Linked DNA regions of Mus musculus: regions 2 and 3 are each linked to region 1. Evidence: chromatin loops called from intact Hi-C (ENCODE). Cell type or tissue: left cerebral cortex. All regions are shown on one strand. Each heading gives the region's core, and the rest is flanking DNA. Links, peaks and the distances in the headings are about the cores only.

The links. Hi-C counts contacts between places; a loop is a spot of excess contacts. Peaks named below come from ENCODE experiments on the same cell type or tissue, not always from the same donor. Only the 100,000 strongest peaks of a DNase experiment are listed, where the experiment ranks them.
Region 2: a loop joins it to region 1, with 3 times the contacts of the local background. A loop is called at or near these places in 7 of 42 quality-filtered maps.
Region 3: a loop joins it to region 1, with 3 times the contacts of the local background. A loop is called at or near these places in 7 of 42 quality-filtered maps.

The regions. Positions count from the first base shown.
Region 1 is chr1:69,321,743-69,333,098 of GRCm38, reverse strand. No RefSeq gene overlaps it. Among named protein-coding and RNA genes, the nearest start is that of Gm28497, 100 kb to the left of the region's middle. In left cerebral cortex, for the core only: no CTCF peak of the experiment used is centred there; a DNase peak (open chromatin) is centred at 5,974.
Region 2 is chr1:69,770,671-69,782,026 of GRCm38, reverse strand. It overlaps Gm29822 (a long non-coding RNA gene), which reads left to right. Exons shown (of 3, transcript XR_373478.2): 3 at 10,284-10,908. Among named protein-coding and RNA genes, the nearest start is that of Gm29822, 11 kb to the left of the region's middle. In left cerebral cortex, for the core only: a CTCF peak has its summit at 6,205 (motif pointing right); a DNase peak (open chromatin) is centred at 6,240.
Region 3 is chr1:69,754,790-69,766,145 of GRCm38, reverse strand. No RefSeq gene overlaps it. Among named protein-coding and RNA genes, the nearest start is that of Gm29822, 27 kb to the left of the region's middle. In left cerebral cortex, for the core only: CTCF peaks have their summits at 6,467 and 8,271; a DNase peak (open chromatin) is centred at 6,405; H3K4me3 peaks cover 587 bases.

The DNA.
Region 1 (11,356 bases), core at 3,552-8,551:
GAGAGATACGATTGGAGTCTAAGGCAGCAGAATGGAAGCAGACATCAGTCTTTCAAACCTGCTACAGAAGACTTGCGATTCCATGTACTGAGTCCAGAGCACGGCACTCTGTGACCTCATTACTGCTTCCTAGACATCCTTCTGGTGATGGAGTCTCACCATTCCATCAACCTGAGATGCAATCCCAATCTAATGGGTTAAAATTTGCACCCGAGATGATGTAACTTGTTCTTGCTTTGCTCAGTAGCTCACGAAAGTAATAGGGTTTACGATGAATTACAGTCTTCCTTCCTCTCTGCTTCACCTTCAAGACAGCCATTAGCATTGTTTAAGGCTTTGACTCTCCTGGAAATAATAAGATACAGTATCGCAGATATCAGATCCATCAGAGATAGCAGACAGTAGAACTTTCTGTTATTTGGTTTATCTATTTACTTTATTATTGTTTCCTGTGTTTGACTTAGTAGATATTTGCACTTATAGAGCTGTATTTATTTGTAATATATATATATATATATATACATACACACATACATACACACACATATATATGTATACATATATATGTATGTGTCTTTGTACAAGTATTTATGCCTATATGTATGCTTACACCTATGATTTCGTGTGATACCATGCAATAAGAGAGCCACTATTTGTTACCTCTTTGTACAGCATTTCCCTGATGTATAATTTAAACCCCTCAGTAAACATCTGATGGGGAACTACTCATATTATAAAGACAAAGGTACAATAGGTTCAATTTACTAAAGACCTAGCAGGAACCAAAATTCAGCCCCAGGTCAGCAGGATACAGCAGTATCAAACACACGCAGAGCGTGTTTGATAGCAAGAGAATTTACTGCTAAGAAAATGACATCAGGTTCAGAAATCTTCACGTCCCAAATCACATTTCTGTTAACCTGTTGAGCATTTCTCGAGATTCCCTGTAAGGAGAGTGAGTTTATTTCGGTGAACACATAAGTATTTACATCAGTATGACTTCATTTTTTTTTTGGGTGGGGGGAGGAACTATACAATGCCGATCTGCAGTTTATTCTCTTTGTTAGTCCGTTGCTTCCTGATAAATAGAAGATTGCAAAAAGCTGTTAAACCTCATTCAAGGAAACACTCAGTCCTCAAGCTTTCACAAGCTTTTGTAAAACCTAGTGAGCTGGGTGAAAAATCCCTGGCTGGGAGTAGAGTATCGTGAACAGATGAGCTCACCCCTGGTATGCAAAGCTGCCGAATTAGCTGGTTAAACAGGCTGCTGAGATAATTACATTGTCTGTTTTGTGACACATTACACCGGTGCACTTGAGATTAACCTGTTCTCTTGTGTCTATTCTGATCAGTTTTTTAGACAGCCTTTTATCTGATGAAGGCTCAGAGACATCAAAAGAGAAAGGGGCGTGGGTGAAAAGAAAGCCCACATTAAGCTGAAGAGTTAAAATTTCTATTTAAATTTCTGCACCCATATTCCTTATTTCCATAACTTTGGTTGCTCTCTAGAGACCTCTGCTGGAAATTATGGATATGAAAATAATCACACTTAAAGAATTCATTGTTTGCATTTTACCGTAGCTATTACATCATAAGCCCTATAACTAATTTTAAGAAGGAAATTTCAATGTTATATCATAAGCATAACACACTTACTACAGAGCTATATTCAGACCGAAGTGCTATGTTCGGAAAGTTTCTTTTTTTTTTTTCCCCAATTTTTATTAGGTATTTTCTTCATTTACATTTCAAATGTTATCCTGAAAGTCCCCTATACGACCCCCCCCCCCTGCTCCCCTACCTACCCACTCCTACTTCTTGGCTCTGGTGTTCCCCTGTACTGAAGCATATAAAGTTTGCAAGACCAAGGGGCTTCTCTTCCCAAATGATGGCCGACTAGGCCATCTTCTGATACATATGCAGCTAGAAACATGAGCTCTGGGGAGTACTGGTTAGTTCATATTGTTGTTCCACCTATAGGGTTGCAGACCCCTTTAGCTCCTTGGATACTTTCTCTAGCTCCTCCATTGGGGGCTCTGTGTTCCATCCAATAGCTGACTGACTGTGAGCATCCACTTCTGTGTTTGCTAGGCCCCGGCATAGCCTCACAAGAGACAGCTATATCAGGCTCCTTTCAGCAAAATCTTGCTAGTGTGTGCAATGGTGTCAGTGTTTGGAGGCTGATTATGGGATGGATCCCTGGGTATGGCAGTCTTTAGATGGTCCATCCTTTCGTCTCAGCTCCAAACTTTGTCTGTGTAACTCCTTCAATGGGTGTTTTGTTCCCAATTCTAAGAAGGGGCGAAGTGTCCACACTTTGGTCTTTGTTCTTCTTAAGTTTCATGTGTTTTGCAAATTGTACCTTGGGTATTCTAAGTTTCTGGGCTAATATCCACTTATCAGTGAGTACATATCATGTGAGTTCTTAGAAACAGAAGGTACTCTACCCAATTAATTCTATGAAGCCACAATTACTCTGATACCTAAACCACATAAAAACCCAACAAAGATAGAGAACTTCAGACCAATTTCCCTTATGAATATCGATGCAAAAATACTCAATAAAATTCTTGCTAACCGAATCCAAGAACACATCAAAACAATCATCCATCATGACCAAGTAGGCTTCATTCCAGGGATGCAGGGATGGTTTAATATACGGAAATCCATCAATGTAATCCACTATATAAACAAACTGAAAGTTTCTAAAGGCATCTGCAGGCTAAATTTGAGCTGGTAGTCAGTAAGTATGCACCCACACTCTAAGAGTCCACTCTGTGCTTAGCAATGATAAATTTTGGCTTGTTATTTTTATATTTTTGTTAATGTTGTCAAAGTTTAAGTAGAATTATTTATTTTGAGATTAAATGTGGTAGATATAAACACCAATGAAGATAATAATAATAACCACACACAAACAACTCTAAAACCTGTCCCTAAAGAGTTTTATGGGCCCTTTTTATGGACATCATTATACTTACAAGGAAAATTATTTAGACATTCTGATTATGTGGGAATGTAGTAAACATAAGATTTCATCACAGTGATAATTTAGATAACGGACAATTAAGAGAATAAATAGAAATACTACCCATTAACAACCTCTGGCAACTCAAATTGAATTTTACCAACTATTGAGCTTCTGGCTATATGGAGTTGCAATTTAAAGCAGGTATAATAGATTTTAACAACTAAACAGTGTTTGTTACACTGTACCAACTAAGATATTAGTTAAATGGGGCAAGAAATGTCCCTTCGTGTTAATGAACATCAAATTTAACTCCTGCTGTTCTTCCTCTTCCACTTCCCCATCCCCACCCCCAGGAACAGCTGTACTTGACTTGATAGATCAGCATTCAGATGGGTTTCCTGGAAAAATATGTTTTTGGAATAAAGCTTAACTTGGCCAGATCTGTCTACTTTCTATGCTCTCAGTTTGTTTTGAAGGATTTGAAAATATTGGCATCTTTCTTCCTTTAGAGAGTCCATATTGTACTGTCAGATATGAGAAGCTTTGCCAACCTCAGTTGGAGATGTCTGCATCAGTGTTTCAGAACATGCTAACACGAGATCACTTCTAGATGTCATCTGTCTCGTGAATAATTGTTTTAAATATTTTCAGCAAGAGAAATAAAAATCTTTCCCCACTGTTTTTATGCGAGACAGTTCTGTTGGCTCTAGATATATCTAAAGTTGGTTCATTATTTAAATGCAGGCACAAGTAAGAAAACAAATAAGAATTATGTTTTTCTTCATCATTTCAGCTCATGCACAGGAAATTTAATAGATATCTATCTTCATAAATTGAGTCCAAAGTTTTTATTTTACCACGTGATCATAATTTTACCACATTTTGTGATGAGACAGAAATAACTGGCTCCATCAACTTTATATGATGAAATTATTTTCTAATCAATGCTGGAGAAGACTAATGTCCTTTGATAATTTACAAATTTTTCTTGACTGTTTGGCTAAGAATTATACTGTGAAAAATTCTCAAATTGGGCCTAGTATATAGTAGACATTGAGTCTAAAGTTGATTAAAATTGTATTTTTATATCTTGGAATCTTTTTTAAATGATTGTGCTTATTCAGAATCTTTGACAGACTTAGAGCACAAATGCCCATTTTCTATTAATCCAGAAACAGTGTGTACAGAAATATAATGATGATGTGAAGGCTTAAAACTCCAAACATGGGATAGAGAGATGGCTCAGCAGTTAAGAGCACTGACTGCTCTTCCAGAGGTCCTGAGTTCAATTCCCAGCAACCACATGGTGGCTCACAACCATCTGTAATGGGATCCAATGTCCTCTTCTGGTGTGTCTGAAGATAGGTACAGTGTACTCACATACATGAAATAAATAAAAAAAAACCCACATCTCTACACATATAAATTCATTGACTTCTACTAATGGTCCAGAGAGTTGGTGATCATTAATACATTTTACAGATGAGGCAGTAGGGCTGAGAGAAATTTAATACCTTGGTGTCACAGGGCTCAGAACTGGCAGATGCCAGCTTCATACCCAGGTTATTATTTCTTTCCTAAAGCTCATGTGTTAGAGTAATTCAGAGAAAGGGATTGCATTAAGTTTGACTCTCCCTTGAGATTAGTAGAGGTTTGGTTCCAGTACTCTCCTTGATGCCCAAGTCCACAGATGCCTAAGCCATATACATTTAATGATGGATTTGCTTATAATTTAGCTATGCCCATCATTTGCTTTCAGTTATCTCTTGATATCATGTAGGTTATATGTAAATACCATGTAATTTACAGACCAGTGACAGGGGGAAACGGTGCACTTTTTTGTCTGGAGACAATTTTCTTTTTCTTGGAAACTTTCAATCCAAGATTGATCGAAGCTTTAGATGTGGAACATGATTCAACTAGGCTTCCTCTAGAAGCCTCTTTTAGTGGTTGGATAGACTGTGTATGTACTCTACAGAAAAGGAAATAGTAGAACCATCACTAGAGCACTGGTATCCAGTTCCTAAACCCCATGGACTTCCCTTCTGCTCCTGTGCTGTTGCTGGCTTTGCACATTCAAATGACTGAAGCCAGACTTGTGCACAGTGATGCACACAGGGGAGTCTGAGAGGACACAGCACTGCATTGATTTGGAATAAAGTTAAGTTTGAATTCCAGTGCACATGTAAGCAGATGTGTAATGAGGTAAGACCTATGATAGGCTAACTCTGAAATCCCACACGCTTATCTGATAAACAGAGATGTTAACACTTACTTTGGTGAGTAGCTGAGATTAAATATGACACTGAAGTGTCTGGCACAGGAGAAAAGTAAGTAAAGAAAATGAAGCAAGGTAGAGTTGGTGAGATGCCTCAGTGGGTAAAGGGGATTGCTGTCAAGTCTAATGACCTGGATTGTACTTTTGGGGCCCAGATATTGGAAGAACAGAGTAGACTTCTGCAATTTTTTCTCTGATGTCCACAGGTTGACATGTGTACAAGCTCCTGGTTCTAATAAATGAATAAACTGTAATGGAAAAAAAAGTACAAGGTATATTCCCATCGAATCTCCATCATAGTAAACTTTTGGAAACTTGATGTGTACATGACACAAAGGGCCTGGAACAATGAAGGAATCCTGGAAAACCACATGCAACAAAAGGCAACCCGGACCTTTGAGGACAGTTTTCGTCAATATGGACTGGGGTTTCATGAGGCATATTCAGGAAGAAAATGGGACTTGAGGTGGTTCTTGGGAGAGAAGAAAGAGGATTTATACTGTTGGAGAAAGGAAGTCGTTTTATTCAAGAAAGACAGCACTAGCTGAATTGCCTGGGTATATAATAAAAGTCCAATCCTGTTACAAAAATACCATTCCAGTGAAGAGCTTTAATGAGATCTCTGCACCCCAGCAGATGACCCATTTATTTAAATACCACACAGCATTCAATACTCCAGAATTCCTTGATGACACAATTTAGTCAATCTCTGGCAGTTGGCTGTAATTTAATCAGCGTAGATGTTGAGAACACTTCACTTGTAGTCAGCATATTGCTTCTGGGTTTAGCATTCTGTGATACCAGCCCGAGGCTGGCTTCTGGCTGCTTGGGCTTCTCCTGCTTTTTCTAGAAGGCTATTTCAGTGATTCTACTGCCTGTGTTCTCCGACCTCTTCTGCACACAGATCATAAAAGGCCTCGCCCTGTTGACTCGGTCAGCCTTTACCTTAAACTCAGAGGCAACCTTCCACTCTATTGGTGGGTTAGTGTGATTACATTTGTTCACAGAGCCCTCGGTGAATCACGGACAGTTAAAAAAAATGGAGTAAATACCGAACGTAAGTCATTTGTGCTACAGTCTGGGAACCTTCATAGTCTTGGTAAGAACATAGTTGTGGCCTTTGAGAATGTTACACAGAAAAAAAAAAAGAGGGGGGAGGGGGGCCAGGGAGGTGGGACTCAGAATAGTGGGTATTCACTTAGTTTTCAGCCGGTTGGTCTAACGCAACTTACCAAAAGGATATTTTTCCTCTCAGGTTATTGCATTATCATAAATCAAGTTTGCACATGTCTGTGGCTCTTCTTCTGGATTCTCTATTCTGTTCCATTGGTCAGATTTCCTGTCCTTGTGTGGATATGACATTGCCCTACATATATTAGCTTTATTATAAAGCTGGCTATTCTGTACAGCCTTAGTTTTTTTTATTTCATCAAGATTACCCTGGATATTCTTGATTATTTGTATTTCCAAATCAGTTTTTAAATTCATCAATTACAATCTAACACCAAAACCTTACTAATTTAAAACTTTATGATTCATTGAATATGATATGATATGATATATGATATGATATATGATATGATATATGATATGATATATGATATGATATATGATATGATATATGATATGATATATGATATGATACAATATGATATGGACCTATTGGGATGAGCTGATGCCTTAGTAATATTGAATCTTCTGTGCTATAACAGTGACAAGGCCTTGCATTTATAAATTTTAAAATGAGATTCTTTAAAATTTTCTTTTGATGATCTATTCAAACTTCTAGAGAGTTTAAATTGAATGTCTAATGTTGAATTCAATTACTTCTAGGTAGCTGATGCTTTTATGTATTTTTGTCAATGATGTTGATTTACTGTGGTCCAGCTGGATAGAAAAACTTCTGATCATCCAAAGGTATCATTTGGAGAATCATAAAAGATGCATCATGTTTTCATGCAAACATAAAAATCTGTATATGATCCTGTAAACTTGTAGCAAGGTAACAACAGACAACCCAGGTTTTAAATAGACACTATAGAACAGGAATTCCCAACACTATAATTCAAAAAGCCAATATTCACAAAAAAAATTCTTTGTTTGGGAAAGAAACTTTGAAATTACAATGAGATGCATAAAAACATCAAAGTGCACTTAAACAAAAAAAAATCAGATGATGCTGTCAAGAACTGTAAGAACTCATGCAACTCCCATATTCATGTCTTGTTTGTGATATCATTTGTAGAACTTATAAAACTTAACACTGTTTTCTAAAGTGGAATGAAAAAAACATAGTCTAGCAATTGTTCTGCTGTGTAAATATCAGTCATTTATACCTCTAGATAAGTACTCAATGTAAGTTGGTAACACAATGCTTCAGCCATGTATTTTGGACAGTATTATATATGATAGTACTACACTGAAAAACTCCTAGTATCCACCAGCAGTAAAATGAATGGGAACATGTTATAATTTAAGAGAGAGTCTACTCTGTACACATATCACTTCATTGTTTCAATATGTTAGAAATTTCCTGGCAATGAAATTACCGGTTTACGGGTAGTTATCCATAACAGATACATCTTGGAGTTGCAATGTAAATTGTAAGTTGTACCACAGAACACATTTTTATGATTCCATTTATGCAGGTGAACTGGCCAATGACTTTAAGATTCAGGGAAGTACTTTTCTCTGTTAAACTAAAAGAGGTTAACAGCTGGGGGAGGCAGGAAAAATCCTACAAGGGTGACTTCACTATTTCATCTCTTAACTCGGGTAAGAAATATATGGGTGTGTTCACTTTACAATAATTTCTCAGCTGTCTACTTTCGAATTGTGTACTTTTCCCTGTGTGTTATAGTTCAATAAAACCTCTCAAAACTACCATAGGAAACGGAACATCTCTGGATGAATACACACTTCTTGATGAGTAAGACCTGTACATTTGGAGGAAAATAATTTAACTTTCTATTTTGGAAGAGCTTAATTGTTTTTAATCCTTTAGTATTTATTGCTTGTTTAAATTTTAAGCATTAAAAGAGTTAAAATCTGGACAAAACATCAGGGAAGTAATTTGTGTGTAATAGAATTGCTTTACCTCTGAACTCATTTTCATCCTGTAGGCTTATATGCAAACAAACACTAATGTATACTTTAAACACCTTCCATAATGTCATGTTTGGAATATAATAAATAGGAGGGAAGGAAGACAAATGAAGTAACTTTAGGACTATAGTTTATTTTCATAAATAGACTTTATATTATTTTAGGATTTATTTGTATCTAAGTTTATCTCCTTCAAGTTCTAATATCATAAAGGTTTTTTGTTTTGTTTTATGTTTTGTTTTTCAAGACAGGGTTTCTCTGTGTAACCCTGGTTGTCCTGGAACTCACTCTGTAGACCAGGCTGGCTTCAAACTCAGAAATCTGCCTGCCTCTGCCTCCCAAGTGCTGGGATTAAAGGCATGTGCTACCAGTGCTGGGCTTTATCATATAGTTTATGAATATTAGGGATCTCGGTTTTAAAATGGAAACCTCAAGATTGCACTGTGAGATCAAAGTTGGATCTAACTTTCTATATTAAGTTGTATGGACAATCAATGGATACTTGAAAATTCTAATACAATAAAACTTTTTTTTACAGAACTATTTGAGTAGATCATCTTGAAACACTTTTATGAAATGTATTTAGGGCCACATTTCGAGGTGGTTAGAAGTTACAAGAGCTGGCTGCTCTTTCTGAGATGTGAGTTCAGTTTCTAACATGCATATTGGGAGGCTCACAAATGCCTGTAACTCTAGCTCTGGGGTTTCCAACTCCCTCGTCTGGACTCTGTGGGACAGATACACACACACACACACACACACACACACACACACACACACACACACACAAACACTGCACCTAAGTACAAAAAGTAAAATAAATCGTTAAATAACTCAACTCCCATTGGACACTGGTAATGCTGTAAGTACAAACGTCTCCAACACCAGTAATATCTTCCTAAAAATCCAATGGCAGAGGCCTCCAAAGTTTCACTGTGAAGTCACACAACCCACCCAAGCCTATGTGTATTTATTTTTCTGTGATATTTTGCTTCATCTTATGTTTTGTGCTGATGTAGTTAATAATGATTTTAAGTGCTACACTGATGTGTTAGATTTTACAATTTTTTTCCTTTTAATGATAGTATCTTTCCTAGTACAAAGCTATGAGATCTACAGGCACTGAATGGGGCAATACCTTAAAATTGCTTCCATTAGAGACAGATAGATAACAGTCATTGAAAAAAAGACTACAGTTTAATACAACTTTTTGAATCGCTTTGACGGTCTAAAATCAGCAGAAGCTTCCAGCGATATAGTCAGTAGTCTGACTCATATGGAAGCCACTGAAATCACACAAAATTCCTAGAATTTCTAGCTGTGTAGTTTTGCTACTATGTGAATTAAGGTCTGTCAGTTTTCCCCAGCGTTTGTTTTGCTCATCAGTACTGGGGATCCCTGAATGCTAATTCCTGCCCTCCATTTAGTTTGGAAACACAGTATAATTAATTTGCCTAAATTTACCTTGAATGAACTCCATAGGCACTGGGGGCCTTTGACCTCCGTCTTCTGAAGAGCTGGGAAGATCTGTGCCAGTAATTTCTCAGAGGTTTAGAATTGTGTTCTTTGAACCAGGTGTTATAAATATCAGAAGTCCGTTGAAAGAGCTCCCTTGAGGAAAAGTAGTAGTTTTATTATATTTTATTTTACTTTTATTTATTTTATTTTATTTTAATTGGGTATTTTCTTCATTTACATCTCCAATGCTATCCCAAAAGTCCCCCGGACCCTCCCCGCCCCCACTCCCCTACTCACCCACTCCCACTTAATGGCCCTGGCATTCCCCTGTACTGAGGTATATAAAGTTTGAAGACCAATGACCCTCTCTTTCCACTGATGGCCTACTAGGCCCTCTTCTGATACATATGCAGCTAGATACACGAGCTCCGGTGGGGTACTGGTTAATTCATATTGTTGTTCCATAGGGTTGCAGACCCCTTCAGCTCCTTGGGTACTTTCTCTAGCTCCTCCATTGGGGACCCTGTGATCCATCCAATAGCTGACTGTGAGCATCCACTTCTGTGTTTGCTAGGCCCCGGCATAGCCTCACAAGAGACAGCTATATCTGGGTCCTTTCAGCAAAATCTTGCTAGTGTGTGCAATGGTGTCAGCGTTTGGAGGCTGATTATGGGATGGATCCCCGGGTATGGCAGTCTCTAGATGGTCTATCCTTTCATCTCAGCTCCAAACTTTGTCTCTGTAATTCCTTCCATGGGTGTTTTGTTCCCAATTCTAAGAAGGGGCAAAGTGTCCACACTTTGGTCTTTGTTCTTCTTCAGTTTCATGTGTTCTGCAAATTGTATCTTGTATCTTGGGTATTCTAAGTTTCTGGGCTAATATCAACTTATCAGGGAGTGCATATCATGTGAGTTCTTTTGTGATTGGGTTACCTCACTCAGGATGATGCCCCACAGGTCCATCCATATGCCTAGGAATTTCATAAATTCATTCTTTTTAATAGCTGAGTAGTACTCCATTGTGTAAATGTACCACATTTTCTGTATCCATTCCTCTGTTGAGGAGCATCTGGGTTCTTGGGGAAAAGCCTAGAAGATATGGGCACAGGGAAAAAATTCCTGAATAGAAAGGCAATGGCTTGTGCTGTAAGATCGAGAATTGACAAATGGAACCTCATAAAATTGCAAAGCTTCTGTAAGGCAAAAGACACTGTCAATAAATCAAAAAGGTCACCAACAGACTGGGAAAGGATCTTTACCTATCCTAAATCAGATAAGGGACTAATATCCAATATATATAAAGAACTCAAGAAGGTGGACTCCAGAAAATCAAATAACCCCATTAAAAATGGGGCTCAGAGCTAAACAAAGAATTCTCATGTGAGGAATACCGAATGGCCTAGAAGCACCTGAAAAAATGTTCAGCATCCTTAATCATCAGGGAAGTTCAAATCAAAACAACCCTGAGATTCCACCTCACACCAGCCAGAATGGCCAAAATCAAAAATTCAGGTGACAGCAGATGCTGGCAAGGATGTGGAGAAA
Region 2 (11,356 bases), core at 3,349-8,348, 450 kb before region 1:
CTGGACATGATCAAATGGATTTTCTGATGAGTTTTGTGGAAACTTCAAATACACCCCATTGTTAAGCTTTCGTCAATTTGAAATCTGTTCATTTTGTGAAAGTTCTGCAAGACTGTGGTAAAATAATTCCAAGAATAAAAAGATTTCATGTGTGGAACAAGATGTCAATGCTCACATTAAAGGTTATAAAGCAATAATAGGACTATTACAGATGCAATTATTACCAGAGAGAAGATCAATACCTTTGAATTAATGGCCAGATTGTCTAATAAAATACAAATTTATTTTATGTAAACTATTGATTCAAAGAACTTCATAATTAGGACAATTAATAACAACATTTAAAAGATGACCAAAAATCTTTAGCATTTTTAATGTCAAATTTTGAAAAAGAAAAAAAGGAATTTTTATCTATGTGATTTATACATGAAAATATTTTGTATTAAATAATTTTCTTAAAATGGAATTTTCCTGCTCTGAATTTCCTGATCTATATAGTCAGAAGGACAGACATAGACAGCATTCAGAAAATCAGTTAATTATTAGTATTTCCAAAGACAAACACATGCATATTTTGCTACCCATGTGATTGAATTGTTTCACAATATCTCAATAATCTGACAGTAATTATTAGTTCTATTCATAGTTATGAAATGCTAGTAACAGTTGAATTTGTCAAAAATCAATATTAAACATGATAGTCTTCATTTTTGGTTCATTCTGAACATGGTATCAAAGGTCTTAGACTTCAAGTTGAAAACAGGTTCTAACTTTGTTCCTATCCCTAAATAGTTTGTGAGTCATTTTCAACAACCAACTAGGTTTTGACTTATAGAATTTGATTTGAGGACAAATCTTTGGTGACAGATAGAAAGCTATTAGTAATGCCTTCCTTAAGTTCAGAGCAAAGTCTTATCTTTGACCTCAAGCTGGATTACTTATCAGGAGTAGAGCCTGAGCCACAGTATTCAGCCAGGATGCTAGATATTCAAGAAATAAAGAGCTCATTTAGCCCTCCAACTCTCTGCTAACACTTGAAACTTTCTTCTAAACACCGTGGACCTAAAATGGCCTGCCTGATTGCCTAGAATCTCTGCTAGCTCTTCTCACCAGAACTCTCTTGAGTTTGAGATTGTTCGACCTGCATGGGCTCCATCTGCTACCTACCTTCTATTTAACTCTGCCTGTTTAACCAATGTTTTGCTGGCTCTTCAGTATCTACCCAACACATAGGATGTGAGAATAAGGAAATTTTCAAAAAAAAAAAAAAAAGGAGGAGGGGGCAGTTGGTTACTCTCATAGTGTTTGGGGCATTACTGCACCAGCATATCTTACAAGCAGATCATTATTGTGCTTTGCAGGATTTGTAGCTGGGTGATATTGATGATATCTACTCTGTTTCTAGGTTGGTAATGTTGAAAGTACCTGCCAGAGCCGTGAGTGCTAATCAGTATGGGTAAAGCCTAGCTGGTCACCAGCTTGACTTCTCTATGTTCAATAACACAAGCAAATGCTGTCCTCGGTTACAGGTTCTTACCTCAGGCTGCGGAGAGCAGCCAACAGCCTTGACAATATATTGCCTGCAATGTTTGGAGGGGCCATAAGACTTCTTTTGACCATGGACCCAGTAAGATGTACAATAAATCCTAATTACAGTGTCCCCTCCCTCTACTCCTCCCAGCTCCTCCCTACCTCCCCTCCCATCCAGTTCCATGGTCTTTCTGTCTCTCATTAGAAAATAAGGGGCTTCTAGAGAAAACAATTGAAGATTAACAAAACAAAATATAATAAGACAAAACAAATGCCGTCACGTCGAAGTTGAACAAGGAAATCCAACAAAAGAAAAAGAACCTCAAGAGACCTTATGAGACTCAGAGACCCACTCATTCACACATTCAGGAATCCCTTAAAAATACTAAACTGAAAGCCTTAATCTATAAGCAGAGGACCTGGTGCAGACGTGTGTAGGCTCTATGCTTGCTGCCTTAGTCTGTGAGTTCACACGAGCTTTGCTCAGTTGATTCACAGGGCCTTGTTCTCCTGGTTCTTCATCCTCTCTGGCTCTTACACTCTTTCCACCTCCTCTTCCACAAAGTTTTCTGAGCTCTGAGGGAAAGGATTTGATGGAAACATCCCAATTAGAGCTGTGTGTTCCAATCTCTCTCTCTCTCTCTCTCTCTCTCTCTCTCTCTCTCTCTCTCTCTCTCTGTCAGTAATTTCTAGCTATGGGTCTCTGTATTTGTCCTCACTGATGCAGAAGAAGCTTTCCTGGTGATGGCTGATTAAGGTATTGATCTATACATATAGCTGAATATCATTAGGAATAATGTATTGGTATGTTATTTTTCTAGACCAGGAGTATTTAGTTTTATCCCAGGTCTCCTGGCTATCTAGTTTCTGATTGTTTGTCACCCAAACTATATCAGGCCAGATATGGGTTCCACCTTGTAAAGTGGGCCTTAAGTCAAATTGGACATTGGTTGGTTACTCCACCTGCTTTGTGCCACCATTGCCCTAGCAGATTTTGAAGGCAGTACAGACCATAAACCAATAGTTGTATGTCTGGTTTGATGGTTGTTTCTCTTCTGGTACCCTGAAATGTACATTCCCATACTAAAGACACTGGAACACTTAGGTGGAGAATCTATGAGACACCAGCTCACCTTTTCCTTCTTCAATGAGGTAATGGAGCCTTGCTTTTAGTGTGTGATGAGCAATCTATTGCCTTGGCAGCGTCCTGTGTTGTTTAGAAGTTTGCATGGGACCACTTTGGCCAATAACTCATTTGGATGTAGCCCAGGCTAGGTACTAGAAGTTTTGCTTGGTAACAAGAGATGGCCAGTTGTGACTCCATCTCCCCCATTATTTGGAATTCCACTAGAATCACTTTATAACTGCTGGAGGGTTTCTTATCCCTTGGTAGATCCTCTTAGCCCCCTGTCCCATCCATGTGTCTAAGTTCTGTGGTCATCTGGATTGTCCATACATAATGGAAAATCTAAAAGTTAGTATCTGCATAGAGAAGAAAATATGCACCATTTGTCTTTTGGAGTCTGGGTTACGTGACTCAGGTTGACTGTTTCCAGCCCTATCCATTTACCTGTAAATTTTAATTTTTTAATAGCTGAATAATAGTTTATTGTATAAACAGACCTCATATTCGTTACCTGTTCATCAATTAATGGAATCAAAGCTGTTTTTATTTTCTGTCTATCATGAATACTACAACAAATGAACATGGATGAGCAAGTATCTTTGTGATAAGATGTAGTCATTTGGGTGTCTGTCCAGGATAAAAGGCCTACACTATGAGATGGACTCTGATAAAGTGGCCAAGAATCTGAGACTAGATGGATCTCAGGCGCAGGGGCAAATATGCAACTACTGTTCTGCTAAAGAAATATATCTACAAAATGACTCCTAATGACATATTTCTATATGCATAGGTCAGTACCTTGCCCAATTCCCATAAGAGAGATACTTTTTTGTGTGCAGTAGATAAGAACTAACATCAGAGCCACAATTGGACAATGTGCAGAGAGTGAGAGACGTAGGAGCACTCGATCCTAAATGAGATGTCTTCATCAGACTCCTGTTCTCAAAGCTCAGGAACCTACAGAGAAGTCTAAAAGATTTTAAGAGACATGTGGATGATTCTAACAGTGTCTTCTAGACACAAAAGGGCTGGGCACATATGACCTCACAGACACTGTGGCAGCATGCACAAGTCCCTCACAGGTTTCAGTCAGAGAAAATCCCAGCATTGAAAGGGGATGTACAGGCAGAGTTCCACCCCTAACCAAGAAGCCATCGATAGTTTCTTTGAAAGGAAAAACAGTTCTCTCCAATGGAGTGTCACTAGGTCCCTCAGTCACAGTCCAGGACAGACCCCATGCCTGGGAGTAGCTGACCACCACCACCATCATCATCACTACCCACATACATACACACACACATACACACATCACACACAAACACTACACATCACACACCACAATACACACACACTACACAACACACACCAAAACAGATACCACACACAACATATATACCACAACATACACAACACACACCAAAACAACATATCACACACACACACCACACATCACACATACACTTCACATACATACACCACAACACACACCACACACATATACATGCACCCACATACACGCCTGTCACACACACAAACACATACACACACACATACACATACATACACATACCCCACTGACACACACGCACACACAGAGACACACACACGCAAACCCTCCAAGTAGTTGGTTTTGCTTTTGTTTTGTTTCAGCATCTTTTGTATTACTGTTTTTTTTTTTTAATTTACTGTTGTTGTAAGACAGAAAACATACATGAAGTTGGGTGTGTAGGCAGGAAGAGCTGGAGGAGCAGCAAGACATGAACAAAACATACTATGTGAATAAAACTTTCATTTAAAAAATAGAAAATAATGAAGTATTTAAAACAGCAGTACCTGAAATGTCAAGGGCTGGGCATTGCAGTCTGAGGGGGACAAACAGTACACTGTGGCTAAGAAGGTCATGTGGGGAAAAACGCAAGATGAATATGGTCCATTTTTCAATACAAAGTTTTCTTATTGCTTCCCTCCCCCACTCTTCCTGCCACCTCCTGCTTTTGGATGGGATAGTACCACATAGCGCAGACTGGCCCCAAGCTCTCTATCTATCCCAGGCTAGCCTCAAATTTGTAAGCTTCCTGCTTCTGCCTCCCAAATGCTGAGCTTACCAGCACACACTTGAAGGTGGCAGCCACCATGCCTCAGGACTCACTTCAGTCTGGCCTCCCAAGGTTCACTGGAGCTTCCTGACATCCTCAAGTCATCCCCTGACCTCCATCTGTCCTGGACACTGTGTGTGCCTGAATTTTGTAGGGGTAAAAGCCATTGTGCAACTAATGTGTGGGGTGGTACACATTGGAACACATGACCTACCTCAGCTCAGCCAAACCCACGTACCTGAGTATGATCATTTCTGTTAACTGAATATTAAAATATTTACCTGAATTTGACCATTCACTTATTTTTAGCCAGCTCGATAGTGTGTCTTGCTAGATAGCTAGATATTGTACTTGCTTTAGTAGAGCTCAAGTTTCTAAGTAAGATCTACAATGGATCACATCTCTTGCAGCTACTTTTCTAAAGAGGCCATTGGAGAAAACCTGCCAGGGACTCCTTGCAAATTAGCCTTTCCGCTTAAGCTGTTAGGTGGCAGTGGCTGTGTTTGCTACCAGATGTGACTAGGCAGAGTCAGGTGACCTCAGTCCCTATGCTGTTTCAGAAGCTTTGTAAGTGTCTGGCCCCTAACACACTGAAATTTACTGTTCGCACCTAAGTTATCTGAGAAGATTAGCATTGCCACTTACAAAATGACATGGAACACATAAGGAAAATGAGGATGTAAGATGGTTTATGGCATTGACTTCAACTAAGCTTTCTTCATTCCTCCCTCCCCCACACTAGAAATAAATTTGGAAAGGCCAATAGATGTTACTTAAATCTAACAATAATGACGTTCTTTTCCTTTCTTTTCGTTTCTTTTCTTTTCTTAAAAAAAAAAAAAAAAGCAGTGTTATTATCTAGGTCAGAGGACAGCTCTGTGGAGTCCGTTTCCCCCCTCTCCTCTTTACATGAGTCCCAGAGATTGGATCCAGGATCAGGCTTCCAAGTCAAATGCTTTCACCTGCTGAGCCTCGTTTGGTCTAGGATTATCAGTTAAAACATTTCTTCACATTGTGGATAGACATGCTGAGTCCCATTAGCACAAAAATGTGATAATAGAAGTAACATGCCTTTAAAATTAATTACGTTACCTGAAAATAACTGGAAATGCTCTCAAACACTGAGCATTATTTTGAAGTGTGTATAACAACAAGCAATTTTGGTGAAACTTCAACGAGTAATTATTGAAAATCTACTATTTTTTTCCCTCATAGCCATTAGCTAATATAACAGTGGCAACAAATTAAAATGAAATACATAAGATTTACAAAACCCCTTTAGAGAGTGTACATAAATATGTTCTATGTTTGCATGTGCACATAAATAAATATTTATTAAAAAGTCAGACTCTCAGATTCATATTCAACATCCATGAACTACAAAAAAAAATTATACAAATAATTTGGTATTTTTGACTGCATAAACATCTGTCATGTCAGTGCCTTGTGCCTCTGCAGCCAGAAGAGGGCATCAGATCCCTTGGAACGGGAGTTACAGAGAGTTGGGAGCCACGTGATTGAGAATTGAACTCAGGTCCTCTCTAATCCAATGGTTCGCAACCTTCCTAATGCTGCATCTCTTTAATACAATTCCTCGTGTGTGGTGACCTCAGCCATAAAATTATTTTGTTGCTACTGCAACATTACTACTGTTATGAATTATGATATAAATATCTGTTTTTCCATGGCCTTAGGTGACCCCTGTGAAAGAGTCATTTGACCTCCCCTCCCTGCGAGAGGTTGAGACCAACAGGTTCATAGCCTCTTAACCCCTGAGCCACTCCCCAGCCACACATAGCCACATTTTCAAATGACCATGCTTTTCACATAACAAAATTTCTCTAATTATAAATATTTTATGGTTTCCTGACACTTACTATTTTATGCAGTATATATGAGCTAAAGGTTTATTATTATTATTATTATTTGTTAGGTTGGTTTTACTTTTTAATGTTTTATATTAGAAATGTTGGGCTGATGACATGATTCAGCTTGTGAAGATGCTAGATGCTTAGTCTGAGGACCTGAGTTTAATCCCTGAGACCAACAAGACACTGTTGCATAAATAATTGTCTCCATGGTGTCAGAAGGAAAAAAAGTCTACTTGTCCTCTGACCTCCAGATGTATGCACGTGTGTGAACACACATGCACAAGACAGAGACACTAAAAATTAAGTTGTAATGTCTATAACAAATTTAGGAATTTTAAACAATGCTCCCTTAAGAGCAGGTCCCAGTGCTGAATATTCACTTATTTTGCAGGATCATATTATTTAAGGCTACACAGTAACAGAGGACCCTACAAACACAAAACTGGGGCTGACGACAGAGCAATAGGCATCAGTCTTTCTTATTTTTCTCTGAAATATGTATTTATTTTAAAATCAAGGTGTCTATCATTAACACTGTTCTAACATAAGCCTTCAGTCAAGTCCCTGTCTGTACACCCATTGTAAGAACCCCACCCTGCATATGCAACTTTATGAGCAGTTGGTATTTATAACGTTCCATTTAATTTCTCAGCCTCGTTTATCTTAGAAGCAAAAGCTCGTCTTCTTCACTGGATAACCCCTTATAATCTGAGGAACAAAGTGAAGCGTTGTCTTCTGTCACGTGACATCTTGGTTTTAAGGAAACTGTACTGTACAGTTTAGAGTCGTCTTCAGAGAAAGAGTCATTTGTTTGACTTCTTGCAGCTCAAGGATGTTGAATGTGAATGAATCTGACAATCTAACTCTGTAATATTGTGTCACTCTTGAATGACCAAGATGGCTGTGCCAATACTCAAGCTGCAGTACCCAGAGTGTCACACTCATATCCTCTAAATCATAAATTGAGCAACAGAGCTGCTTTTGTTCAAAGAATAACTAGGAAAGGGGTAAAGAAGCTGCCTACCCAAAGCCAAATGACATTGTCAAGCAGACCTTTGGACTATACAAATTAATTTCATCACACCATTGTGTTAGAATTTACCTGCTCTAAAAGAAGTCAGAAAGTGACTTCTCTTTCATCTATACACACTGCATCAACATCTTCACCACCATCATCACCACCACCACCACCACCACCACCACCACCATCACTACCCACCACGCATTGCCACCATCACAACCCACCACCTTTGCTACCACCACCACCATCACCACTGTCACCATCACCACCATCATCACCATCACCACCATTAGCAGCACCTTTCTCTCCCCCTCCCCTTCAGTGAAAAATGTGATCAGCTACCCATCCTGTATTTTTAAGTGTTTGGGGTTCTTTTTCACAGAGGATCTCCTATAAGCTGAAATAAATAAGTGTTATCATTTTTTACTAACAGGAGACAGTTGGTGCTGTTTGAAAGTTTGAGGGCTTCTGCATATGAATTTCCTTCTGCTTTGTTTAATCTACCCTTTAAAATTTAAAAGCTCTATGCTTATTGAACTAAGGAACCAGAGTTAATGAAGAAGACAATTAAATTTACCCAAACTTAAATTCCTGTGACTGTACTCAGCTGTATAAATAATTGTCCCCATGGTATCAATCAAGTAGCTGAAATTCCACCCCAATGAGAAGTAAAGTTCATATTCATTGGATGCCGAGGATGCCTTTCTATCCATCTATCTCGCTCTCTATCTGCCAGTCTATCTTCTCCAGATTGATGCACTGTGTTGGGTGCGTTCCTCCTACTTCCACGGAGTCAGGTACTTATAGATAAAGGAATGAAGCTTTTAAAAAAAAATAAAACAAATAAAAATATACTCTTCTATTTCAAATGGAAATATTTACAATGCTAGAAAAGCTGGTTACAGACATATTTTTTATTAAATTTATGTACTGTTGCCTGGAGAATTAATAACGTCCCACCCACAAGACCACTCTCCTGCCTGGTCATTATGGATTTTTCAGAGTTGAATCACATCAGGGTTAACATCAATGAGAAGTAAAAAAGCAATCTTGTCTTAAATACAAAAATTGTTCCCACACAAGTACAAGGGAACAGGCATGAATAACATTTACAATAGTGAATCAATGTATGTGTAAGGACATAGGCTTTTCTTTAGTTTGTGATAACTACTGTACCATTAATCTAAAAGTGCTTCACTATTTCTTTGAACCGTTAGGTAATGACTACAGCTAAGAACAGGATATTGAGAATCCAATTATCTGACGTATTGTTATATGCTATATATGTTTATGTATATGTTATACATTATCTATGTTTATGTATATATTATATGTATGTTGCTTTGGCAGAAAACATAAACCTGAAGGCAACTATAACAGAAAGCCTTCTGTAACATTCCTTACGTTTTTGAGAATCGAACAGGGGTTTCTCATGCTGTCTCTCCTAAGTTTATTGAAATTCAAAGCAATAAATTAAAGTAAACCCTTGCATTTGTGTCTAACTTCTGAGTAATTAACTCAAGAAGAGACTGACACATGTGCTGCTAATCTTTCATGCTGTGATTAAGAGAGAAATAAAGACATCCATCAAACTGGATTACTTCTTCATTAAGGAGCCTCGGAAACTCGTTTTAACTGTATCAGAACCTCCCATTTTGTAGGTTTAAGTGAGACATTGCACCCTCCCTGTTAAAGAAGAGACTGCTAAAATATAATCAGCACTGGAAAGGGGCTACAATCCATTCAAAATTTCTTTACTAGTTAAATAAGATCGCTGAAAGAACGCAAAAGGACATTGTATGTTTGTTGGTGCCTTCTCACCGTACGCACATAAAAACAGAATTAGGAGGCCCAACTGGATCCTTGCTTCCATTATAAAATGTGCTTACATGATTGCATCTGGTCTCTGGAACTTCTTTATTTGAGAAAATAAAGTGGGAACACGGGTACCTTCTCCATGTGAAAATGAACTGTTCTGTCCCAGCCAAAACAAAACAAAAACAAAAACAAAACAAAACAGACAAACAAAAAAGATACTTCCTATCTTTCCCTTGTGTGTGCATTCCTCTTCCACATGGGAACAAGATCTCTACAGCACCTAATTATTTCAAACAGAAAAGATCAGACAGAAATGATTCATATACTCTATCATGTTTCCTCCTTAGTTCCTCGGATGACCCTCATAATACAAACTTGGAGTTGGGTGACTCAACAGGTCTAGGGGCTACCAGAATAACACAAATGATTTGAAACAAAACTGTTTTTAAAGCCAAAGTTATTATTATCGGAAATCCATTCTCTACTGGTTCCGTGATCTATGAGAGAAGTGAAGTGGAGAAATTAGGATAAATCGAGGTTGGACATTTTAAGGGTATAAAGACCTTTTGTTGGATATCTCAAAATGCTGCTGTAAGCCAACAATCCACATGGATCCACTGAGTTTCCGCTGAAGAAATGACTCACTGAAAAACTATCAACTTAATGATTTAAAACAGAAATACATGACCACAATCATAATAGATTCAACTAGCAAAAGTACCTTCCGGTTTAATTATAATTACTTTCATAATTAGCTGTGCAAAAGAAAAATTCAATTTCATTAACATTTATGTTTCTTTTTCTTCCACTCTGTTTTATAGGTAAGGATTCATGGGATTTTTATTCATCTTGATAAATCTTCAAGTTGGGCTCTGAACAAACAGGCTCAGATGCCAGGACTCTCGGTGACTCAGCTGAGAGTGCAGAGCTTTGGCGACAAATGGTTGAATGCCATGCTCTACATAAATTGGACAAGCAATTATTTACCACACAACACTGAGCAAAGTATCATGTCATTACACTGAAAGTGGCATGTGTGTATTGAACAGAATTTGGAAATTAATAAAGAATGTTTGCATTAACTACAGTTGCTGAATTAAATGTCAGCATTGATCAAAAATCTGAAACAATGGAAATTGTTCTATAACAGCTGAAAAGTCTTTGTTTGAAATGAATTTATAAAAGTAGATACTTCGGTCATGCTAAATATTAAGGCAAATTATAAATTCGTTGTTTTTGTATTCTCCTTCTCATAGTACCTAATATTTTATAAAACTGAAACATATGTAGTAAATAATAGTATCTATTATTCCACCAGAAACTTGTATTTTAAAACAATGTGCGAGAAGATTTTAATGACAGCCATATGGAATGGTGAGAATGTATTTTTAACATCTAAACATGCCTTCTAATTTTTTGACAATAAAGATACATTGGTTGTGTTAAGAAAGCCTGGTGTTATTTAATACTAAGCATTTCATTCTGACCTTTATTTAATCATATAAGTCTCAGTTTCTCCCATCTTTTGAATAATATATCTCCAATGAAATAGCCACATAAGTATCTAGGCATGGTGGTGCACACTTTTATTTCCATCAATTAGGAGGAAGAGTCAGTAGGATCTCTGTGAGTTCATGGCTAGCCTGGTTTACATATGGAGGTTGAGGATAGCTAAGAATATATGAACAGACCCTGTCAAAAAAAAAAAAAAAAAAAAACTTCATAGGAGAACAAAAAACAATATAATTTTCCACAAGCATGGAAAATAAAGACAATAAAGAAGCCATGTGAGCTCTTGAAGGAATCCCTTTGAAATGCATTATCAATAAAATCTATCGAGAAAGAGTGGTCGTTCGTATGGAGACTCTGTCCATACTCTGCTTCTCCCTGTTGT
Region 3 (11,356 bases), core at 3,598-8,597, 430 kb before region 1:
ATTACTTATTTAAGTCTCTTGTTGCTATTCTCTCTTCTTTGAGGATGGTCTTAGTAATCACTCTCTCACAGGCATTTTGCAAGGATAAAAAGAGTAAACAATTCATGGAAATATTCAGTTTTCCACGTGGCACATTATAACTGTGTTAACAAATGCCACCCATGGACAATCTGAAAATCTGTTTGACATCCTGGACAGAACCAAGGGTCTAGGGAAAAAACTCAGAGAGCAACCCTTGCTCACTCAAATGTCCTAAAATAGCATAACAATACTTAACACAAAAGATTTGCTGCCCATATTATGGGGGGGGGGGCTAAATTGTCTCTACCTCTAATTCATCAGTATCTATTATTATATTTTCTGGATTTAAAAAAATGTATCAATATTTTTAATTTTGAAAACTACCCTGAAAAAAAAAAAAAAGATGCTAGCAGTACAGATAGGAAACAGTCACATGAATTTGTTAACCCCTCTGAGTAGATTACGATTCGAGGCGAGAGCATGAAGCCAGCGCTAGAGACCGGGACCCTGGCCACAGATTGCACACCTTCCCACCTTTATGACAATGTTTCTCACAGTGCTTTGTGCTTTATGATTTGACTCCCGTCATTCTACTACCCAGAGAGCATCTATAAAACATGCCTTACTGCTCCCCACTCCCAGTCTCTGAGCGCCTTGGAGGTCTTTGTAACATTAGATAGGCAGCATCTAGGCTGTGTCTTTCATGAGCGTAAAGGAGGCTCTGATGTCTTATTACCTGGCAGGACCTCTGCCTCGGAGTCAGAGCAGGACGAGCTCCACAGCTGATCACTCCATTTGCTACCCTGGGTTCCTTATGTCAAGTCAGCACATTACTGATGTCCTTTGAGTATTAAAACTTGAAAAACAGGGACCATAAAATTTGATATCACTCATTAAATTAAATGTAAAATGAAAATCTTACATAAATAAAATTTAGTGCTCACTCTTTGTAATGTGAAGGGTAATATATTCAAAAATAGCGTGTTTTTAATACTATGAAAAGATTTCAACATTAATAAGTCAGGCTTCTTGTATCTGCACCCTATGAACATCACTGTACAAATTCTTCAGGAACAAGCTCCGCGGATCTGTAAGTTAATCCAAGTTTTCAGGCTCTTATACTATTTCAAACAATGTGTGCAAGTATTTCAACTGTACCTTTGCTTTCTTATAAAGTCTCACACATGTGGAAACCTACAGAGAAAGAACCAGAAAACCTCTCTCTCTCTCTCTCTCTCTCTCTCTCTCTCTCTCTCTCTCTCTCTCTCTCTCTCTCTCTGTGTGTGTGTGTGTGTGTGTGTGTGTGTGTGTGTGTGTGTGTGTGTGTGTGTGTGTGTTGCTCATTCAAGTTTGGTTGGTTGGTTGATTTTGTTTTGTTTTTAGAAAGAGTCTTATTTTGTATCCCAAGCTGACTTCATATTCCTTATCCTTCCGCCTCGGCTTCCTGGGCGCTGGAGCGATGGCGATACACCTACACACTAGGCTGTACCATATTCTTATGAGACTCCCTGGGTTTAGGCACACTTTCCTCCTTAAGCTAAGAAGTATGTCTCCACCTTCAGTGGCCTCCATAATGTGTTTATTTTATGGTACTGGGTAAGTATCATCATATTCAATGTATAAAAGGTGTACCAAGAATGAAAAGTAACATTAAGATTCAATTCCATGCTAGGTTCAGTGGGTTTTTACCCTATATTGCAATCAACTGCACACACACACATTTTCAAGCATATTTTGTAATAGGAGCTTTGGATGTGAAATATATTTGGAGTGATTGCAATGTTTCGATTTCATTTTTCATAATTAATTAATTCATATTATCTTACAGAGTTATATGTCCATGATGGATCTGGGTTAAATGTTCCTTTAGGGAAAAGAAAAGGTACACTGTAGGCAGTATCATTGAGCATTCATCAATAGGGGAATTTGAGTTCCTTCAGTGATGGATTCTCAAACATACTTGCTCATATCTAGAGGGTCAGATTTCATTCCATAGTCTCAACACTCAAGCACAAACGTGTGACTGTCCCCTTAAGGTTGTAGTAATCATAATTGCTTCTTGATTTCAATTCACTGCACTAAAATCTGCCAGTATGATCCTAAGAGTCACTAAAATCAACTGCCTGATATTGTGTGTGAAACTAACCCAACACAGAGACACTTCCACTTGCTCTCACATGGCTGATGTCAAAACATTTTTCTCCGTCTGTTGCTACCCCACCGGGCTGCCTCTGACAAATTTTCAGTTCTGGGCATGCTTTTCCGAAGTTTTAATAGGCAAGACTCTGCCTACTATTATACGAAATGTCAATGCGTGCTTCACGTAGCTTGCCCTGAAGCATTAAGGGACAGCTTGTGTTCCTCTGGGATTCCAAAACCTCATGGATTCACTGTTCTTCATCTAGAACACAGATCAGGCATCTCTGCAGCCCTATTTCCTCCTACTGCTATCATGGTTTACCCTTAGACAGAAGCGACCTTCATTTACTGACATACCATGCTCAAGGCTATTCCAGGTTAACTCTCAAAATTCCAATAACTGAGCCCCCTGAGTCAGGAGTTCCAGTCCTTGGACCACTTCCTACTAAATAGCATCTTTCAGGAACAAGCTTCAAAAGTTCACTTATTAATAGCCTTGGCCAAAGAACGTGCATCTCAGAGATTAATTCTGCCTCTGTAGAAACTCTGTTCCTTATTTTAAATTTTGTGTTAATCTTAACATTTTTCTCTCATCACAGTTCATTTTCGATTTAGCAGCTCTGGCACTACCCTGACAAGCAAGATCATCATAATATTTAAGCAAGTGACCTTTCTTCTTATGTCTTACCAATTTAAAATCTAGTCTTGTCAATAATTTTTCTAGGAGGTTCCACCAACTTCTCACAGTAGTTTGTTCTTTTAGTACAGTTATTATCTCCTGACCAGTATGTAGACTGTAGGGACAGCCTGTAGGGACAGTTTACCTGGTAACTTTACTTTTTTACTGCCTGAGACCACCAGTGAGCAAAACCAGATTTGTAAAACTCTATGCTTTCTAGAGAGATTTTCAGATGAATATGTCCTGGTTCAGCTTCATCCTTTGCACCAGATGAATATATTCTATCCCTCTCTCTATGAACAAGGCTTCCCTAATACTTTCCTATGCTGAGTAGTATTGTCTTTGAGCACTCCATTTATGCCAGGAAACTATGTTTAAATGCACTCCATCACCACAGCCATCCCATGAGGTTAGGTATTATCGTCATCCACGCCCTCCAGATGAAATACTCCAAACACGAAGATAGCAAACCTCCCCTAGAGCCCAAGAAAGCCAACCTAGAGTTCAGCCAAGTGATTGCAGTCATGTCCTGCCTTGCCTGGTTTCTAATTCCCTTCAGTTTCATCAAAACAAAACAAAACAAAGAACAAACAAGCAAACAAAAACTCTGGACATTCTACAGATCTTTTGGGAGGAACTACATCTTCTCAGCACATAACATGGCCTCACCCTTCTTAGTAAAAGATTGGTTTATCTTAAACTGAGGATTCTCATACCTTTCCTGAGATACTCCATTAGTGACTTCCCTCATCCAGAGCATCCTGGGTCACACTTGCTCCTCATGTCTCACGTTCATTCCAGCTTGTTTATTAATCATTTTCCAATTACTCTGGCCACTAGGTAATGAGGGAGAGGGGACAGGAGGAGAAGAGGGGGAGAGAGAGAGATACAGAGAGAGAGAGATAGAAGCCAGATTAATTTAATGCATGCCCCTTGAAAGTATATTACATTTTGACAAATATCAAGAGGAGCGTGTCCCTTTATCCTTATTGCTTGTCTAACTGGAAACATTGAGAGAAGAAGCAGAGGAGCGTGTCCCTTTATCCTTATTGCTTGTCTAACTGGAAACATTGAGAGAAGGAGCGCTTCTAAGGTCAAGGTGGGAAATGACTTTGGAATTCATTGAATTCAGTGCCTCCTTTAATCTCTCATAGGAGAAATGTCCTACATACACCGAACGGCCAGCTAGTTAAGATTATTTTTAGTAATGCTTTTGTAGACGATCAGTGGTTTCGATCAAAACTCTTCAAGATTACTTACATTAACTTCAGCACTTTCTGACCATTATTTTCGTGAGTTTAATATTTAGTAAATTTAAATATACCTCTTTTAACAGTTTGTGCTTCTAGGATGTAGCTGTTTCAAGTACACACACATACACACACACTTGTGTCACATACACACATCTCATGAACACTCATATGTGCATCACACATGTACACAGATACATCACACAGGTGCAAACACACACAAACATATCACACACACACATGCACCAAAACCTGCATACACACATGTTCACATCACATACACACACAGCATACACCATCACACATATAACACATATACCCCAAATAATGTGTATGCGGGCACACACACACACACACACACACACACACACACACACACACACATGGATGCACACATTTAGGTACAGAATTGATAAAAGGCAAGACATGTGGCAGGAAAATATCTTTTAATTAGGCAACACATTCTGGCAAACACATGTGACAGTAGCATATACAAAACACAGAATTTCTGATGAATAAAACTTTCTTCTTTCTCTTTTTGGGCAGAAAGACAATAAGATCAACAGTGCACAGGTTCTAAAATTGTTCTCAACTGTAGATACGTGTCTGTGTAGAAGGAGAAGCACATGGCTCCTTTAGTTTTCCTTTCTCACTCCTTACAGTGATGATACATCCCTCTCATCCTGGTAACACTGTCTTTGATAAAGGCATACAGCAGCCTTCTGTGGTCCCTTATTTTGCTAATTTACCTCAATGCTATTTTGCTAATTACCCTGGATAAAACGTGCACTGTTTCAAGTCAAATCATGGGCTTAATGAAAGTCCCAAGTACTATAAAGAAAATGTTTTCAAAACCTAGAGTTTGTTGATAAAAATCAGCATGAGTAGGGTAAACTAGAAGTCCTGGAAGATAGAGAAATCTATTTTCCAGAATTTAAAATTCTGGAAAATCTACAGCATTTGAAATGTGTGATAGCTGTAATTATAACCAAACCCATATCCTCTCCTACATCTGTTATTCATATTAAAATCAGAACTCAAAGAGAACGTGGAAAGAAATTTCTATTGTGCATTATAAGCTTCAATTGTGAGATTATGTATTTGCGGACAGGAGCTGGTAGAATGGAGGGACACTCATATCATGAAAAACTGATGATCTCAGACAAAAGGGTCAGTTTCTTGTCTGTTCTTCGACCTTTTAAAAATAATAAACCACCTTCCTAACAAGAGTTTACTCCACAGAAGCATCTTAATATGCTGTGATGACAGATTGCTACTGCCTCAATGGGGGCTCACCCTCTTGAGGAAGAGGTGGGGGACATGAACCACGTACAGTTAACATGTCTGGCTTTAAATACAAGCACAGGTACATTTCAGAAAGTGAATATGTTAATTTTCAAATAAAATTACAAGGAGTGTCATTATAATTGGTGTGGCTGCACAGACATTGTCAGAAAGCAGGGAGGAGGAGCCGGGATCACAAATTGGAGTGTGTATGCTCTGTTAATGTGCATTTTAAATACCTGCCACAAACACAGACCTGTGAAACGGAGACGGTGTCCATTGTTTCTCATCTTTTATGATTTGTGTTCTATTTTCATATTCACTCATGCCTTACCTCCATTGCAAAAAAATAGAAATGAGACCAATTCTAGAATAAATAGAAGACTTTGGAGATGGATCAATGGGTCCTTGGCACACAAGAAAGGACTGGAGGTCAGTTCCCAACACACATGTACTAAAACATTAATAGAGGACGTGGAAAAAACGTGAACGTGCGCTTAACATGAATGCAGGGTAGAGGCCACCAGCTCGCAGGACATTCTATTTGTATTTTCAGCAGCTTGTGACTGTTGTCTTCCATGAGTTGTGCTCATGGCCTAAAGACAAGCCCTTAGTAATGGGAAACAGTAACAAAAGCATTTTTTAAAATGCCCAAATGTTTCAGGCACATAGGATAAGTCCCTGTCCTAGAATTATCTTGCAGTTTTGCCTCTGATGGCATAATTTCTAAAAGAAAGGATCAGATACCTCAGACAGAAGACTGGTCAGCATTGTTTAGAGCTGGAATGCCTCCAACTCATCATCTAAATTTGAAATTAAAAATCGCACCCTTCCAGAAGTTTTATCTTTTTACATCGGAAGCAATATTTCTTTTCTAGCGCCATCCTCATTAGCATGCGTAGGGTAGAGTCTTCACCAGTAACTGAGGCTTTGGGTATTTGGTTTCATTTTCTTGTCCGGTTCCAGACCACACAGGCAGTCTCCTGACATCTTTCAGACGCACTTCCTTCTAACCCAAAGTGAGCGAGCCTTGGTAAAGTCAGCCATAGGGAGGAGCTCCATAGCAACTGCAAAGGGGGCCTCTGCATAGACGCGCAGTTCTAGAGGAATTATGCTTGTTATTCACGGTAATGCAACGGACTCGCAGTAAAATTATCTTCTGCCGCCGGTAGGAGAAATGAGTAATTCAAAGAGCCTGAGGTTGTTTCTTAAGCTCCCCTTGTGCCAATTGAGTTGTATTATTTTGCAACCTTTGCTTCTGTCTTTTGAAAGCAAAGATTCAGAGCCTAAAGTGACACTAACCTTGGTTAGTAAAGTGATTTAAATGACTGTGGTCTTCAAACTGAAAAAATAAAAAGAAAGAGAGCTAGAATAATTTTGTCACTAAATTTTGTAATTTTCCTTTCCACACTTGAAGTAATTTTAGCCCTTTAAGAAAGCCCGCCGAGTTACTATAGAAGACATTGCCAGTACAGGCACTGCAATATCAGTCACCCTTACAGTTCATAGAAAGAAAATCAAATTCTATTTTAGTGAAGTTTTCATAACAGCCTTTTGGTAATAATGTTGAAGAATCATGATATATTTAAGAGATATTAATTCCAGTGATAGTCATTTATCTTTGATGTCAGAGACAGACAAAGGCTTGGGGAATAGAAGATTTACAATGACATATTATAGACTCACTTTCTAGATCTTAGAATTTTTTTTTTATTCTTCCTCTCAAACGACAGATAATGAAGCTTTATCAACTTCCTTTTATTAAAGCTAAAAATATACCCCTTAATAGGATCATAAACATTTAATGAAACTTACAGCTGTATTGAATCTTAAAATTAGGTGAGAATGGCCAGTAGTTCATAGAAAAGTAAATCAGCATAATTCATACAGTATAATTCATATAAGTTTACAACCCTGCTTATTTTAATTCAATACATCCCTGGGTCTGACCTCTCTCCTGACGTCCAGACTCACATTACAAACTTCCAAAATGAACCTGCTATCCAAAAGAGAGTCCATTTTCTTTCTAAGCACGTCTGAGACAGGTAGGTCAGCATAATAAGCTTAAATTTAAGAAGCTGGAAGAGGATGCTAGACACTTTCTCCATTTCTGCCTACTGTTTTCTGAGGATAATGTAAAAATTATTAATATCTCTCAGTCGTAAGTTGGAGTCCCCAGAAAGATGCGAACTCAAGTAAGTGTGGCTTACAGAAGTCCATTGCAGGACAGGGAAAGCAAGGGGACGGTGGCACAACCATCTATGAGCAACCGTAGTCGCTTTGAGGGTAACTTTGGCTCTATCCCAAAGAACAGAACTGACAGTAGGTCTATTCTGCTAGGCAATGTTGGGGACATATGTAAATCCTCTACTCTGTCAGTGGTTTGGTAGAAGTTGACCATGAAGGGTATTAGTCCTTGTGATCCTTCTTACAAAGTGGAACCAGGTGGGTTATAGACACTCCAGAACAATTTTCCAGTAAGGAGACAGAAATTGTAAGAAGGAAGCCTCTGGAAGGAGCCAAGGTGTGCAGAGATGAACACCTTGTGTAGGAGTGAACTGGGCTTCTGCCTAGTCTTCACTCAGGTCAGTTTTTAAAAGTAATGCTTAGACAGGTAACGATTCTTACTCTTTTTCTATTTAATTCCTCTTACACTATTCTTTGTTCCTTCTCCATGCATCTTGAAATTGGCAGAGATCAGTTGCTGGCAGTAAGGTACAACCAGATGTGTCACAGATGCAGTTCCTTATTGGACTATGCTTCACACCTTAATCAAATGTGGTGTACTCTTCTGGGCAGTTCAGAATTCTAATAGCTTACTGTAACATCTTCATATTTAGAATTTGATGTAGGCTTATATAACAAAGAATGCAAAATAACCGTGGTCCTCCAGACCAGCAGGGGCAGCAGAGAGCATAGCTGTTTTCAAGAACCTGGTCTCTCACCACTGTAAGAAGGCTGCTCCAGTGGCATCCATCACCCCTTCCTTCCAAGGAACAGGCATTCAAGGCACAAAGATGAAACAAGGGGCTTAAGCATGACATAGCTGCTCATCTTGTATTTATAGTAGAGGATCCAGCTACTCATATTTATGGTGGATCTGAAAATTCCCTCACAGAAACATTCAGAGTACTAGGTGATTCTAAATTCAGACAAGAGGATAAGATTAATCATTGTAAATCCATCCTTTGTCAACTTGACATCTATCCAAATACATCATGTTTTAAATGTCTTTTATTTTTTTAATTAAAATATAATTACATCTTTACCCTTTGCCTTTCCTTCCTCCAAACCTTCTTATACACCATCTCCTGCTCTCTCTCTCAAATTCATGGCATATATATATATATATACACACACACACACACACACACACACACACACACACACACATATATATGGAGGACACCAAGCAAACAACACCTTCCAGATACAAGACTGATAAGCATTTGAACTCAGAAACTGTGACAACCTGCACCCAGCCTGCAAGGTCTGTGCCCGATGGGGTCCCAGGGCTGAGAGCAAAATAGACACAAGCCCCTATCCTTAAGCCAGAAGTTATCTCCAATTGATAACAGCTTAAAATGGAAAATCAGTTTCCTCCAATAGAGTTTCACTGGGCATAGAAACCACATATAAGAGCAGTAGATGGCTAACACAAAGTTTACTCAGTGGTATTTTGGGAGGGATTTTTGGTTTGGTTTGGTTTGGTGTGGTTTGGTTTTGGTGTTTGGATTTTGTTTTGGGTCATTTGTCTCATAATGCTACTTCTGGGCATTTTCTTTTCTTTTGTTAATTATAAAAATGAAATAATGGACTGATTGATTAATTATAAAACAAAAGAAATAAAACCCATTCACTCTGTAGTAGAAGAGGGGTAGAAAGACTATAAAGCCATAGAAACTGAGTTTCTGTGCTTTTGTTTTATTTCCTAAAAACATGAAATAAAGCCACATCAACATGGTTGCTTAAATATAAATAGACATGCTAACATGAAAGAGGGGAAATCTCATAAGGGTCTCCACCCTAGGCAAAGAACTCTAGGCAACTGAGGAATGCTGAGAACAGGAAAAATACTCTTCCTTGGGGACAGCCCTAAACACAACACTCACACCTTGGTCTTCAAAGAATCAATACCATACCAACATGTGAATGCACTTAGCACATCTGTAAGGGTATCCAAAGTCTGTACAGTTCTGACATTGTTCAAAAGCTCATCGTTGGGCTAGAAATATCACTCCATGGTAGAGTGGTTGGCCAGCACATGCGGACCCCTATATTCCCCCAGTATTGACGAAACAAAAACAACACAAAGCAAAGCAAAACAAAACAAGTAAGCAGAAAGCCAGAAAATAAGCAACTTTTCAGACTGGACAGATGCCCCAACAGTTGAGAGAAAGTACTGTTCTTGCAGAAGACCAGAGTTCAGTTCCCAGCACCTTTTTGAGCAGCCTACTGCCACGTGCAACACCTGTCTCTGAATTCTGTAGGTACCAGCATTCACATAAATCACTCACACATAGACACACATATGTGCTCATTAAAGTCCAATGTCCAAAGTATCAATACAACATGTGTGTGTGTGTGTATGAGATTGGATGTGTGTAAGGGGGTAGTTTATATGTGTTTGTCTAGGGGTATAGGCCCATGTGTGCACATTTAGAGGTCAGAAGTCAACATTACATGTCTTCCTCAATCACTCTTCACATTATTTTTAAGACAGGCTTTGTTACTAACCTTGGAGTTTCACTGATTATTTTTTTTATACTGGCTGAGGAATCCTTTGGGATTTTCTCATCTCTGCCTCTTAGCTCTGAGATGACAAATATGTACCTCTGTACCAGCTGTTTATATAAATGATGGTGACTCAAACTCAGGGCCTCCTGCTTGTATCCACAGGCACTTCCGTCCCTGAACCATTTCCTCAGCCCTTAAGACAGACTCTTAATTGCGATCTTCTATAAAATCAAAATACAAATTACATACTTCAAAACATACCACGGCCCAAAATAAACATTTCCATTCCAAAGGAAAAGGTGGAGTTGGGGGATGGCAAAGCAGATGGGGCCAAAGAAAGGCCAAAGCCTAGCAGGGATAACTCTAGACCCTACTGCTCTGTGTCCACACAGAGGGGTTGTGGTAACATCACCTGAGCCCCATCCCTCTAGTTCTGGTACATGCAACACATGTGGCCAAGCTCTTCAAGTTCAACTTCCCTATGTGCCTGAAGTTTTCCTTCAGGTCTTCGTTATGGACTTTCACAGCACCGTGGAATAACTTTTCAGGGTCTTCTTGTAGGAATCTGACCCTGTCACACATAGCCTGGCACTGGCAGTTTTCTGGAACCTTAGTGCAAGCATCTTTGATAACATAGCTCTAAGATATTGTCTGATTTAGAAACCAGCACCCCATGGATTTTGTTGCCAAGTTCTGCAACCCACTTCTACCATATCTACTGAATCTCGAGACTTGGAAGCCAAGTATGGGCAATCACTTCCTTAGATGGCTGCTTTTGAGGCAGGAATTCCTTTTTTTTTTTTTTCTTTCTGAATTTAAAATTTTTTATTGTTGGAAAAGACACGTGATGAAGTTTGCCATTTTAACCATTTTTAGGTATGGTTTGAGTCTGAAATGTACCCACAAGCTCATGTGTTGAAGTTATTATTATTATTGTTATTATTATTACTATTATTATTTTAATCTTTTTTTCACAGTCCAGTCATTATCCTCCTCCTGGTCCACCCTCCGACAGTTCCTCATCCCATTCCTCCTTCCCTGTCTCTAAGAAAATGACCCTACCCCCACAACTCTCCCCCCTCCACACCCCACATCATCCCATCCCACCCTGCCAGGCGCCCCCACTCCCTAGGGCCTCAATTCCCTCGAGCATAAGGTGCATCTTCTCTCACTGAGACCATACCAGGCAGCCCTCTGCTCTATATATGTTGGGGCCTTATATCAGCTAGTGTATGCTGCCCAATGA